Linked DNA regions of Homo sapiens: region 2 is linked to region 1. Evidence: read pairs that join two places in POLR2A ChIA-PET (ENCODE). Cell type or tissue: PC-9. All regions are shown on one strand. Links, peaks and the distances in the headings refer to the core of each region. The heading gives the core; the rest is flanking DNA.

What was found. ChIA-PET counts read pairs that join two places held together with the same protein. Peaks named below come from ENCODE experiments on the same cell type or tissue, not always from the same donor. Only the 100,000 strongest peaks of a DNase experiment are listed, where the experiment ranks them.
Region 2: POLR2A ChIA-PET joins it to region 1 with 9 read pairs; 4 of 35 experiments call an interaction of 5 or more read pairs at or near these places.

The regions. Positions count from the first base shown.
Region 1 is chr7:134,898,065-134,902,462 of GRCh38, reverse strand. The region is part of intron 3 of CALD1 (caldesmon 1); the gene reads right to left. Among named protein-coding and RNA genes, the nearest start is that of AGBL3, 86 kb to the left of the region's middle. In PC-9, for the core only: no CTCF peak of the experiment used is centred there; a DNase peak (open chromatin) is centred at 2,522.
Region 2 is chr7:134,724,839-134,729,236 of GRCh38, reverse strand. The region is part of intron 1 of LOC124901750 (a long non-coding RNA gene); the gene reads left to right. It also overlaps a transcript of CALD1 not described here. Among named protein-coding and RNA genes, the nearest start is that of CALD1, 53 kb to the left of the region's middle. In PC-9, for the core only: no CTCF peak of the experiment used is centred there; no DNase peak of the experiment used is centred there.

The DNA of each region.
Region 1 (4,398 bases), core at 145-4,144:
CCTTCAGATTCAGGAAAAACAGACTCATGATACTTCCCTGGATCACACTGAATGTTTCATTAATGTCAGACATTTGAACATATATACAGGAAAGGGAAAGCAAGTAGGAAAAATATTCTCCATGGTATGAACTTATGTAGACCTGGGATGGCTCTGTCTATGATGCAAGGCTGTTTCCTTTGGGGTGAATGGACATGCACACACTTCCTGGTTGCCTTTCACTCAGTGGGGTTAAAAAGAAAGTCCCTGCCTACGCTTGAGTCTAGGGAACTTTTGCTCTTTTGTGACGAGAAAATATTCACTTAGAAAGCTAACCAATATCACAATATCATTTTTCACAATAGGCCTCTCTAGGTTGCAAGAAATGTGCCCAATGTGTGGAGATTGTGCCCAATTTTAGAATGTGGAGGTAATGCCCAGGCTCGTTGCATTTAATCTAGAAGTATGTATACTCAGATGATGGGTCAAATTGTATACTCCACCTCCAAATATATGTTAAAGTCTTAACCCCCAGTACCTCAGGATGTGACCTGATTTGGAAACAGAATATTTGCAGATGTAATCAAGATGAGGTCATTAGGATGAGCCCTAATCCAGTGTGGCTGGTGCCCTTTGGACACAAACACAGACACACACAGAGGGAAGCCTCTGTGAAGAGACATAGGGAGAATGCCGTATGAAATTATGGAAGCACTGGAGTTACGATGGCCTAAGCCAAGGAATATCTGGGGCTACCAGAAGCTACAGGAGGCAAGGAAGGATCCTCCCCTACAGGTTTCAGAGGGAGCATGGCCCTGCTGACACCCTGATTCTAGACTTCTAGCCTCCACAACTGTGAGACAATAAGTGTCTGTTGTTCTAAGACACCCGGCTCATAGTACTTTGTACTTTACAAGCAAAGCAGCCCTCAGAAGCTAATACAACTCATCACAGTCACTCATGCTTTTGTGATTACCCAGAAGCTCCCCCAGATTCATCTCCTACATACCCAGTTCATGGCAATAATTATTGTGAAACACCTACGTTCCCCCATTCCCACCCCTTGAGCACTGAGTAAGCACCAGGCACTGTGCTAGCCACTTTACATGTATATTCCTCTTTTTGTAGATCAATCAGCTGAGAAACTCAGAGAGATTCAGTAATTCGCTCAAGGGCACATAGTTGATAAAATGATGAGACTAGGATTTGGATTCAAGTTTATCTGGATTTTGACGTCAATAGTCTTAATTTATGCTCTCCTCACTTGTCCAGAATACTTCAAGATTGATGGCATCTGCTGGCAAAAAAAAAAAAAACCCTACTTCTCCCTACCTCCCTCTTGGCACTGAATCTGGCTTAGGCCCACCAGGAAAAGTAGTAATTCTATATTTTGCCAAAACAAAAATCAGTTTTCAGCAAGTTTCCTTTAACATCAGAGTTAGCCAACGTATAGTGGTACAAATTCTTATTTTAAATAGTAAGCCAACGAGATAACTCCATCTGAAATAAAGAGCTCTGATTTTCCTGAAAGCAGAAGGATGTTTTAATAAATGCATGCCAATCACAAGTTGAATTCCGCTGATTTCACCCTGGCGTCTATCAGTTTGTTGGCAGAAGATATCATGCCATTTCTCTTCGGGGGTCTTTGGGGAGGGGAATGTTCAGAGGGAAAGGGAAAAGATGGAAATGTCACACTGATCAGGCACCCACTGTGGTTTATATACTTTGCATAGCTAGTTCCTTTCATTTTCACCTATAAGACAGACAACAGATGTCTTTAACAGATGGAGAAACTTAGGCCAGTGAAATTAAGTGACCTGCTTGTGGTCATACACTGTGTCATGAGTGGGATCTAAATACAGATGTGGGAATCAGCATATCGGGCCCCAGTTTCTTATTTGTCAAGAATGTACCCATTTAGTGCTGCGAGGGCTAGGCCTGGGTAGCAGGAGGGGCGTTGAGACTCTTTTGTGCAACCTGCAGCGCAGCTACACCCCAGAAAGGCTGCCTGCCAGTTAGTGAAGATGAACAACCAGCTGCTCTTTAAAACCATCCCTTCTGCTTCCAGTCCAATGTACCTAACCCCTCTGGGCTTCAGCTTACTGATTCAAAAGCCGTGTGAACTCAGTCTTTTTCAATTCAATTCGCAGGCATACCATAACATTCATGAAACAGCTGCAGAAACTATCTACAAAGAAGCTATACAGCAGTCATGAAATCAGCTAAAAGCTAGGTATACAAAAACTGCTTAACTTTTATGCATTTTAGATGTTTTCTCTGGAAACTACACTAAGTGCTGATGAGCAGTGGCCTTTGGTGGACATTGCTGATTTGTGTAATGAATATTTTCACTCTTTAAAGGACAAAAGGGAATTATTTTCTTCTCTTTGGAGTGAATATAGTTTTGTTTTTATTTTATTTTATTGTTATTTTATTCTTCCCCACCGTTACTTACAAAGTGAAAGGTAGAGTGATTTGGAGAACTGACTCCTAGAAAAGGTGAATGTAGACATTCCTTTAAAACAGATCAGCAAACAGACTGGGTGTGGTGACTCATGTCTGTAATCTCTACACTTTGGGATCCCGAGGCAGGAGGATCTCTTGAGTCCAGGAGTTTGAGAGCAGCCTGGGCAGCATAGTGAGACCTCGTCTCTACAAAAAAAAATTTTTAAATTAACTAGGAGTGGTGGCAAGCATCTGTAGTCCTAGCTACTCAGGAAGCTGAGGTGGGAAGATTGCTTGAGCCCAGGAGGTTGAGGCTGCAGTGAGCTGAGATAGTGCCACTGCACTCTAGCCTGGGAGACAGAGCAAGACCCTGTCTCAAAACAAAAACAAAAACAAAAACAAAAAAGAAAGATCAATAAACAGACATGGAAAGACACAGGGAGCTAATGCAGCAGGCAGAGCTAGCCTGTAAGGCACAGCTCTAGGGTGGGTTAGGCTCCGAATAGGAATTCAGCAGGCCTTGAATGAAGCATTCTGGCTGGGCGCGGTGACTCATACCTGAAATCCCAGCACTCTGTGAGGGCCAGGCGGGCGGATCACCTGAGGTCAGGAGTTCAACACCAGCGTGGCCAACATGGTGAAACCCCGTCTCTACTAAAAATGGAAAATTAGCCAGGTGTGGTGGTGGGCGCCTGTAATCCCAGCTACTCAGGAGGCTGAGGCAGGAGAATCGCTTGAACCTGAGAGGCAGAGGTTGTAGTGAGCCGAGATCGTGCCATTGCACTCCAGCCTCAACAAGAGTGAAACTCTATCTCAAAAAAAAAAAAAAAAGAAAAAGAAAGAAGCATTTGTTCTAACCAATGTCTGTGTGAGATGTGTGAAATGAGGTCTAGGATAGTTACAAAAGGAAAAGTGAAAGATAAATGAGGAAAGTACTATATTTGATCTAAAAGTTTATTGTTTTAAACCCTTCTTGATAAAATTATCTCTTTTAGTGGTTGGTTTTATTTACTGTTAGTTGCTTTTAATAAAAAGTGGTCTTAAAACAGTAGAAATTAGTGTTTATAAATCTACTGGGTTAGAGTAGATAATATCAGGCAAAGCACGCTCCTTTACAAATAGGTTCATGACTTAAAAACCCAACAACCACCTAGTTGCTTCCTTGATTTTAAAACCAGAAAAATGGCCAGGCGCAGTGGCTCACGCCTATAATGCCGGCACTTTGGGAGGCTGAGGTTGGCGGATCACCTGAGTTCAGGAGTTCGAGACCAGCCTGGCCAACATGGCAAAACTCCATCTCTACAAAAATACAAAAATCACGCCTGCAATCCCAGCTACTCGGGAGGCTGAGGCTGGAGAAGTGCTTGAACCCAGGAGGTGGAGGTTGCAGTGAGCCGAGACCATGCCACTGCACTCCAGCCTGGGCAATAGAGTGAGGCTCCATCTCAAAAAAATAAAAATAAAAAATAAAACCAAAAAAAAAAGTATTTAAGGGAAGAGGGACCAGGATAACTTGGCTGAGTTTCTTCAATTCAAATCTACTTAAAATATCACAAAAAAAGTTACCCTGAGATTTCCATTTATGAAGTTGCATCATATTATAGCCTTGTTCAAGAATCCTTTCCCAGATCTACAAAGAACAAATGGTCCCTCCAAGTTGTTCCTCTGATATTAAATTTTAATTGTAAAAGTAAGACTGTTTAATAATAACTTGGATTTGCTCTGTACTTAATATTTTTCTGCACACTTTAATGCACATTATTATACTGGATGTTCTTGCTCACCCTGTGAATTACACAGAACAGGCATCAGCATCTCCACTTCATAGCTGTGTCGCAGCAAGTTGAAGCGACTTGCTGCAGATCACAGTACTGATTACTGAAGGAGTTAGACCAGAATCCAGACCCTCTGACTCCCATCCAAAAAAACTTTTCTTAAACCCCCAGGCTAGCCAGGCATGGTGGCGGGCGCCTG
Region 2 (4,398 bases), core at 146-4,145, 170 kb after region 1:
GTGCAGGAAGCACTCTGTAGTGCCAGTAAGTAGTAGTTATTACCTAAAATCTCACTCCTTGAAGGTGTTAAAAATGATGTCTTTTGGCCAGGCGTGGCAGCTCATGCCTATAATCCCAGCACTTTGGGAGGCTGAGGTGGGCAGGTCACTTGAGGCCAGGAGTTCAGGATCAGCCTGGCCAACATGGTGAAACCCAGTCTCTACTAAAAATACAAATATTAGCCAGCCATGGTGGCAGGTGCCTGTAGTCCCAGCTACTCAGGAGGCTGAGGCACCAGAATTGCTTGAACCAGGGAGGAGGAAGTTGCAGTGAGCCGAGATTGTGCCACTGAACTCCAGCCTGGGCACAGAGCAAGACTCTGGGTCAAAAAAAAAAAAAAAAAAAAAAAAAGAAAAGGTATATTTTATCAGTTGTTCCTCCTGTGATTTTTGTATTTTAATCAGAGCTTCATGGAAGGGCCAAAGGAATTAACCTCAAGGGATAGAACGATAGGGACAGGAAGAGTCTAGAGATCTTTCCATCCCAAATGCAGCTGTTGGAAACACTGGTCTTTCCAGTCAGATACTCTCTGGTCTAATGCTTCCTTTGAATTAAGAAGAATGGGGGTGACTGCTTAAGAATCATCACAGATCTGTTCAATCAGGTTTAGCCTAAAGCTGCCTCCTTACATATTTTAAGTTCGGCCTAAATGTTCCTCTGTATATCGTCAACTATAACAAGTGGAGGTGTAAACAGACTGTAGCCTACACTTGTTCAAATCACTGAGTTTCGGCCAGTTAAATGTAGCCACTGTCCAAACTATGTTCAGATAAGGCAAACGCTGAGCTGTAACCAAGCAGGTTGTTTCTGTGCCTGACTTCTGTTTTCTGTACCTCACTTTCCTTTTTCTGTCCATAAATCTTCTACCACGTGGCTGTGCTGGAGTCTCTAAGCATACTCTGGCTCAGGGGGCTGACCGATTCGTGAATCGTTCATTGTTCAATTGAACTCTTTTAAATTTAATTCAGCTGAAGTTTGTCTTTGATCAGATCAAGACTTAATCCAGGAAGCAGGTTGGTCAGGCCAAATAGGCTCAACGTCATTCTCTACATTGAGTATTATAGCACAAAGAACTCATCACCATTCTCTTTTTAGATTTTACTTTTCTCCATGCTGAATACAAAGAAAATCAGTTGGCATTTAATAGGACGTCCATAAAGTAACTAATGTTAGCAAAGAAAAATCACCAAAAATAGGAAGTTCATAACACAGACTTGGATCGTTTACTTCTTCAGGATCACTCATAAACCTCAAATATGTCTGACTAAAATCTACTCATTAGCAAAGTTAAAGAAAACTTATGGAAGACCACTCATTTGGGCCGAGCTTCTTCTGCACTAGGTCCCAACAGACCAACCCAAAATAGAATCATTCATGCTAATGCTCCTCATCACCAAACTGAGAACTAAGCTTTTCACTTGTACTATGTGAGAAGTCAGGAGAGAGATGATAGCCAAACCCCCAGACAGGCCAGTTTTCCCAAAAAACCCAATGAGATTCACAGCAACCAGCCAACCTGAGCCGGCATGTGAAGGAAGTCCGCTCTGCTTTAATCCGTGCAAGGAAAGTAACCTGATGTTAACCAGGTTTTTGCCCCATGCTGTTTCCTTGTTCCTCCTGTTCAAGCTACTTTTTAAAAATGGACTTTGCTTGTTCTTCCTGCTCAAGCTACTTTATAAAAATGGACTGTTCCCGCCATGCCTGGCAGAGCTCCTGTCTATTTTGTGGACTAGATGATGTTCAGTTTATGAACTAAGAAAAGCTGGTTTGATAGTTTGATCTTTAAAACTCCATTTGTTAAAATTTTGTTCTTTGACAGGAGTAAGAAGCAAAGACGGGTGTGGGCATGTGACTAGAGGGTCCTGAGGAGCAGAAGATGAGTTGCATGTGCTACGATCGCCTGTTTGACTTGCAAAGCACATGGCTCTCACTAACATCAGTAGAATCTGAATCCATGGAACAGATCTTTGTCAATTACTATTGTTATTAGTTTTCCTTTTTATCTGATAGTTCAGATTCTGTACCCTCTTCAGGTTTCCAGAAGATTTCTTTTCCTGTAAATCTTGATGAGAGGCAAAACTTGCTTCCCACTGTAGAAGTGGAAGGCTCATTTCCCAGTCTCCCTTGCAGTTGGGGTTCAGAATATGACTGAGCTCTTCCTGGCAGATGCACCCTTCTAGTAGTGCAAAGAAGCTGTGAGGAGGAGGAACATTTCTGGAGGTTGGCGGCAGTACTGCCAACAATGTGGACTTTCTAGTGACAACAGTGGCTGAGGAGCACCAGATGTGGAGTGATGGTGACTTCAGGGGTGAGCTGTGACGTCCAGCATTATCCTCACTAGATGGGCTCTGGAGCAAGATTTTAGCTGTGGTCCTGGCTGCTGCCAGGCCTCATTTGTCCCTGTTCAATTTCTAAGCCTGGTTTTGAAGTCTGTGAAATACACAATACCCTTTTATTAAATGCTTTTTCTGCTGAAATCAACCACATCTGTTTGAGTTGTTTGCAATTATAAAGCCCTGACTAATACAACTGGTGATACAAATTTTTTTTTTATGGTGATGGCTAGAACTGCCAGCTGTCTGCCAATGTTCTCCTTTTTGTCCTTTTGTAACATAATTCTGTATTTCAGCTGTATCCCTGGCAGCATCCGTGTCCTGATCTTTATATATATATATAATATATTGTATATTATATATCTAAAGCTATATAATATATATTATATATCTAAAGCTATATAATATATATTATATATATAAAGCTATATAATATATATTATATATATAAAGCTATATAATATAATATATAAAAAGATATATATTATATTAAGTTATATACATATAATATATAAAGATCAATTAAGATTATATATGCTAATATATTAATATATTCTTATATATTTATATATGCTTATATAGTTATATATGCTAATTGTATTATCTGAGTCTTTTCTGAATCAGTTTCAGCTGATTTTTCTTCTCCTTATGTGTTGTATTTCTCAGCTTTTTTTGCATGCCTGGTAATTTTTGGTGGGATGTTAGCCATTGTGGATTTTATCTTGTTAGGTGCTGAATAATGGTGTATTCCTATAAGTATTCTTGGGTTTTGTTATAAGATTCAGTTAAGTTACTTGGTGTATTAGTCTTCTAATGCTGCTGTAACAAATTACCCAAATTTAGTAGCTTAAAACAATAGAAATTTATTATTTCACAGTACTAGAGACCAGAAGTCTGAAAGCAAAGTGTCATCAGGGGACCCCATAGAGGTTTTAGAAGAGAATTCATTCCTGACCTCTTCTAGCTTCTGGTAGTGCCTTGGCCACGTCACTCCAATGTGCCTCTGTCTTTGTAGCACCTTCTCCTCTGCGTACATCTAATCTCCTCCTGCCTCACTCTTATGATGACACTTGTGGTGGCATCAAGGGCCCAGCCAGATAATCCAGGATGTTATTCTCATGTCAAGATCCTTAAGGTAATCACATCAGTAAAGACTCTTTTTTCAAATAAGGTGACATTTATAGGTTCCAGGGATTAAAATCCAATGTCTTTGGGCCACCATTCAGCCCATTGCCCTTGGAAATAAATTGATCCTTTCAGGTCTTGTTTTCAGCTTTGTTAGGTGGGACAAGAGCACTGAAGAGTGATATTTGTCAAGCACCAACTGTTAGAATTGGGGGTACCACAGAATCTAAGGGTGATATTAATGCTATACATGCTCAGGAAATTGAGGAATTGCAAATCCTGCCCTAAATCACCCACTTTTGAAAAGCCCTTTGAGAGAGAGATGCATACAAATTATAAAACAGACAAAGTGACACTTCGTTTTCAGGATGGTTTGGATCCCACATGGAATGTAGAATCCAGGGAGATAGGTTGAACCCATGGACACCTCCTTTTGTTCCATGGATGACAGGCCTGAGGAGAGATATCACTGTCAATTTCTGCACTAAGATCCAGAAATATTGAATTAAGGAAAGGCTTACTTTGAGGCCTTGAATAGAGCTAGTCTGGGCTGTCCACATAGGTACTCAGGCCAGGGCTGTGGCCCTGGAGAATGGTGTTTGAGGAGTGAAAGAGATTACAGTTCTTTCTGGCTGTCAGGAGCAATCCCTAGGCCACCTCATGTCATCATTCTCAGAAATTAAATAGAAAAGGGAGGCCACAAGAAGAGGGGGTTGACTGCACCCACCTCTTGGCTCCTAGACACAGGGAATTAGCTGAAGCTTTGCAGAGGAAGAGAAGGATGCAGAAGCCAGCCTCCTGGTTAGGCACAGGACCTTGTTCTCAGCACACTGATGTCCCCCTGGGTGTGAATGGCTGATACACGTTCTTAAGGCCATCCAACCTCAGAAGAGGAGGGAG